Linked DNA regions of Homo sapiens: region 1 is linked to region 2. A link is an interaction called in ENCODE POLR2A ChIA-PET data of the cell type or tissue named here. Cell type or tissue: OCI-LY7. All regions are shown on one strand. Each heading gives the region's core, and the rest is flanking DNA. Links, peaks and the distances in the headings are about the cores only.

Region 1 (2,809 bases), core at 135-2,634, 110 kb after region 2:
CAGGATTCACCGTTAATTATTTGTTTGCACTTTTCAATCTCATATGCCAGCGTAAAGCCACCTTCTCTTGGGGGAAAGAATTTTTTCCAATCCACACTCCTAAATGGCTTGCCGAGTTACTCTTGTTCTCTTCCTCCAAAGCATTGGCCTTTACCCCGGTGGAGAGAACAAGAAGGAGACGTGCATGGTTGGTGTGAGAGCTCATTTTCCCCACTCCTGTTCTATAGCTGCCCTTGATTGGCCTGTGTCTTTCCTCACATTTTATTTATTTTTTGTTTGTTTGTTTCTTCTGAGAGAGAGAATTAGCACACTAGTGATTTCCACCCTCTCCCCAGAACTATTTTGAAATGACAGAGAACAGTGAGCAGGTACCCAAACAAATGCACAAGCACTGAATTTCTTTGAAATTTCCTGTTAATCTTAAAACTTGGGTGAATACTTCAGTACCATGAAATGTCTGTATTTGTTTTTAAATAAAATAGAGGCCCCCTCTTCCCACATGTACATACAATCTTTAAGTAAAAATTGACTCTCTAGGAAGATTTATTTGGTAGCATTGCAAGGTAGACTACAGGGACATGATTTTGAGAATCGTATGCATAAGTGTAGGTAATTTAGTTGCAAATAATTTTACTAAAGCGTTGGAGTTTTCTATTTATATGTCTGTCTCATATTAAATATAGGAACTCAGATTGTCTTACTTTAAATCTTTGTGGGAGTCTTGTATTGAATAGTCTACCTATTCAACTCTGTTGAATTGAAAATTGACATTTTTTCCTCTTTGTCAATCAGAAGTAACTTAGATTTTTTTTGTGTGTTTTTCAAGCTGAAAAAGATATAATGGGCATTACCAGTGATGGGTCCTGGATGAGACTAGTCATTGAGTTTTACACTTTTAGATATGAATGCAGAAGTAGGTGAGATATAATGTTTAGATGTATATAAGTACATTATTAATGATTTAAATGTTCATGAGATTTTTATATAATGATTGTCTCTAAAATCTGTCCAAATTTTATATTTTAAATGATTGAAAGATGGAACCATTTACAAAGAGGTAAATGCTATAAAGATGCTATAAGTATATGAAAATATGATAAATATGCTATAAATATGAATACATCATTTCATTCACTTCCTATCATCGACCATGAGTTGGAACTTAAAATGGCTACAAAGACTTTAAAAACCAAATTAGCAGCTTGTATTCACATAACACCTGTTTCTGAGAGTCTGAGAGCACTTTGCTTTGTTCCTGTATGTTTTCGGTATTATAATTAATTCTCATTATGTCCTCATGATGGTTGTTTCTGTTGTTAATATTTGTCGAAAACATTACTGTGCTTTCAGCAGAGGTTTTAGACATACACTGTTTTGTAACCAAAAGATACCATGACCTTCCCTCATTCCCCACTTCTCATTTTATGTCTAGGAAAATGAGGCTGAAGAAGTCATTAACGACTTCTCAGTCCGAAGTTTGGAGTGGGTAATGGGAGTGTGTGGTGAATATAGAACTCAAGTTCCATCTTGAGACTCATGGCACAGAAATACATCATCTTTCAACTCAGAGGCCCCAGAGCTTATAGAAACATCCTCAGAGAATTCTGAGAATTTTCTGGGCTTTGTAACATCCCCAGTCCCCATGGCTACACTGTGGGACCAGAAGCTTTGCTAATTCCCCAGCTGGTTTCAGAACATAGGGCTACAACTGCAAACCACTTAGAGCTCCCCAAATGGCCCCATTCAGCAGGCTGGCTGGGTCTTTTCAGTTTCTGCACCAAATGATTATATGCAAATAATGGTTCTACGATTATCAGTGTGTTATTTTCTCTCTGCTCCCTAAAAACAAAATAAAAATGTATTTATTACGTGTCTTTTGGGTCCGCTAAGGTAGCAGTCTTTGTTAGAGAGAATGAGATGGACACGATTCCTGTTCGTGGGGAATTTGTAATATATTGCTATAGTTTAAGTCTCCAAAATTACTCCATCAAGCAACCTGGATCTCTTAGGAACATAATGCCCCCTTTTCTTGTAAAGAACATTTATGTGTTTGCAGGTACTTCTTCATATGATTTCTCATTTTTGATAATAGCCATCATAGCTACCATTTATTTACTGCTGTGGCTGGCTGGAGTCCTTGTTCATTGCTTCATGATATATATTATCTTTATTCCCCTAAGCCAAGATGAAGGAAATGAGACTCAGAGTGGTACTTGTCCAAGCCAGTGTCCACACGTTTCATGAGTGGAGAAACCGGTTTTCACATTGGCACCTGTCTTCTAATAGCATTCCTCTTTAATTGTTTAGCTGTGAGGGTTAAGGTAGGTAAGGATAGAATTTCTCAGCCTTGGTACTATTGACATTTTGGATCAGACAATTGTGTGTGGGACTGTCCTGTACATTGTAGGATATTTAGTAGACTCTCTGGTGTCTACCCACAAGATTCTACCAGCAAACCCCCCATCCCTGCAGTTGTGACAGATTCCAGACATTGCCTAATGTCTGTGGAAGGACAAAACTGCCCCGATTTGAGAACCAGTGGGTTAGTTAGGGAGTAAGACAGGGAGTCTAACTTTTTTTTTTTTTGAGACAGAGTCTCGCTCTGTCACCCAGGCTGGAGTGCAGTGGCGTGATCTTGGTTCACTGCAAGCTCTGCCTCCTGGGTTCTCGCCATTCTCCTGCCTCAGCCTCCCAAGGAGCTGGGACTACAGGCACCAACCACCATGCCCGGCTAATTTTTTTTGTATTTTTTGTAGAGATGGGGTTTCACTGTGTTAGCCAGGATGGTCTCGATCTCCTGACCTCATGA
Region 2 (2,809 bases), core at 109-2,608:
CATGTTGAAATGTGACCCCTCCAAATCTCATGTTGAAATTTGACCCCTCCAAATCTCATGTTGAAATGTGACCCCTCCAAATCTCATGTTGAAATGTGACCCCTCCAAATCTCATGTTGAAATTTGACCCCTCCAAATCTCATGTTGAAATTTGACCTCCCCAAATGTTGTGTTGAAATTTAACCCTCAGTGTGTGGTAGGGCTTAATGAGAGGTGTTTGGGTCGGGGGGGGCAGATTCCTCATAAATAGATTAATTCCCTAGGCACGGGGATGAGTGAGTTCTCACTCTATTAGTTCCCATGAGAGCTGTTGTTCAAAAAAGGCTGGCACCTCCCCCGGTCCCTCTTTCCTCCTCTCTGGCCGTGTGATCTCTGTACACACAGGCTGTCTCCATCTTCTGCCACAAATGGAAGCAGCCTGAAGCTCTCGCCAGAAGCAGATGCTGGTACCATATTTCTTGTGCAGCCTTCATAACCATGAACCAATAAACCTCTTTTCTTTATAAATTACCCAGTCTGTGAAGGCTAAAGCAACTCCATCTCGGATGCTAATCTGCCATGACTTCTTATTAACCCCAGTTCTGGGAATACCTCTAAGATATCTATTTTCACATATTTACCATAAACCCTGTCCTTAGGCAAATTCCTTATGGTATATAAGCCCTGGGCCTGGGGGATAACAGTGCGGGGATCCACCATCTTGTCTTATGGCTGCCCAAAACATGCTTCTGTTCATAAATCTCTGTTAAATATTTTTTTTCTAAGAAATTGGATTTGTCAGCTTCTTTCTTTGGTCTTTCATCTTCCTTGGCCTTTGGGGGTAGGTTTGCATAGACCTGCTCACCATGGAACACAGCCTCAGATATCTCTTTCTAATAACACAAAAATGTACTAAGACACCACTTCACATCCATTAGGATGGCTAGTATGAAAAAAAAAACATATGTTGGGAAGATGTGTAAAAATTTAAACTCGTGCATTACTGGTGGTAATGTAAAATTGTGCATTCACTATGGAAAACAGTATGGAAGTTCCTCAAAAAAATAGAAATAGAATTATCATATCATCCAGCAATTCCACTTCTGAGTATATACCCCAAAAATTAAAAACAGAGATTTCAACAGATACTTGTACACCCATGTTCATAGAAGCATTATTCACAATAGCCGAAAGGTGGAAGCAACCCTGTGTCCAATGACAGATGAATGGATAAACGAAGTGTAATATATACATACTGGAATATTATTTAGCCTTAAAAAGGAAGGGAATTCTGACACATGCTGCAACATGAATGAACCTGGAGCGCATACAAAGTGAAATAAGCCAGTCACAAAAGGACAAATACTGTATTATTCCATTTATATGAAGTATGTAGAGTAGTCAAATTCAGAGACAAAAAGTAAAATGGTTGTTTCCAGGGGCTAGGAAGAGAGGGGAATGAGGGAGTTATTGTTTAATGAATACGGAGCTTCAGTTTTGCAAGATGAAAGAGTTATAGCTATGGATGGTGGTGATGTTTGCACAGCAATGCGAATGTTTTTAATGCTACTGAACTGTACACTTGAAAATGGTTAGGATGGTAAGTTTGATATTATGTCTGTTTGGCCATAATTAAATTTTTTAAATTTTAACAAGGAAAAACAGAAATGCCAACAAATATTGGACTCTAGTTAAGGATGTGCATGCTAAAATGAGTAGAGGTAAAGCATATTTATGTCTGCAACTTTGCAATGCATAAAAAAATACAATGGATGGATAGATAGATGGTTGAACTGATGGCTAGATACGTGATAAAGCCTGCACAATAAGCTGTAAAATTTAGAATTTAGGTGGAGAATGTATGTGTGATCACTCCACGATTTTAATTTTTCAGTGGGTTTGAAATTTTTCATAATAAAATGTTGGAAAACAAATCAGCACTTAAGTAGGACAAATATCTTGTGAACCTGTGCAATGCTTTCACTCACCCACTCACTCAATCATTCAATGAACTTTTATTGCATTTCTACCATATGTCACTGTGCTGAGCTCTGGCAATGCAAAAATATAGAAAACAGCATCTCTGTCCCTTCTAATGAAGCCAAAACAGATGTCTGAAGGAAACATCCCTAGACACGGGGAATGCAGAAATATTATTTTCCCTAAAAATTTACTCCAACCCTTTGTGCTCATAGCTGAGACTGCCTAATCAGTGGCCCCAAAGCATGCTGGGCTGACCCCCATAGCCTCTCTCCCTTCTCTGTCTCCTCTGGCCTAGCCCATCCTTCAAAGCTCTGTTCTATTTCTAGCACCGCCAAATAGCCTTCTGAGACTGTTCCTGCCCAGTGAGCTCTGGCTTCCTCTTTAAGGTCTCTTCACGGATTTTTGCTAAGTTGAGAGGGGCCAGGCTAGGGCTTGGGGTGGGAGTCCAAGACTTTGGACAAATATGAGTACAAGCATCTGGCTCTGTTAGGTATCAGAGGCTGTCTGCAGATGGTAGAGGCTTCAGGAAAGCAGAAACCCAAAGTAACCATAGTTTACATGGATTTGCATTATATACATTATAAATAGCAGTATAAAAATGTAAAGTCTTAATTTATGTACAAGACATAATAATTCAACCTATTACGTTGAAAAGCCTGTCTAGAATCAGGTAGTATTTCTGAGCTGCAGACTGATTGAAAGGTGGGTTTATGCTGCTGGCACCTGGAGGAGCCACTCCAGCCATGGAACAGAGTTACTATCACGCTTTGGAAGGATGTCTCTGGGATTATGTAAATCTTGACTTATTCCAAGTCTTCAGGGATGCACGGCTCCTGTAACATGCAGC

Evidence for each region. Peaks named below come from ENCODE experiments on the same cell type or tissue, not always from the same donor. Only the 100,000 strongest peaks of a DNase experiment are listed, where the experiment ranks them.
Region 1: POLR2A ChIA-PET joins it to region 2 with 8 read pairs; 3 of 35 experiments call an interaction of 5 or more read pairs at or near these places.

The regions. Positions count from the first base shown.
Region 1 is chr3:16,422,945-16,425,753 of GRCh38, reverse strand. The region is part of intron 3 of RFTN1 (raftlin, lipid raft linker 1); the gene reads left to right. Among named protein-coding and RNA genes, the nearest start is that of RFTN1, 89 kb to the left of the region's middle. In OCI-LY7, for the core only: no CTCF peak of the experiment used is centred there; a DNase peak (open chromatin) is centred at 1,218; H3K4me3 peaks cover 1,337 bases; H3K27ac peaks cover 2,500 bases.
Region 2 is chr3:16,531,551-16,534,359 of GRCh38, reverse strand. No RefSeq gene overlaps it. Among named protein-coding and RNA genes, the nearest start is that of LINC00690, 3.4 kb to the left of the region's middle. In OCI-LY7, for the core only: no CTCF peak of the experiment used is centred there; no DNase peak of the experiment used is centred there.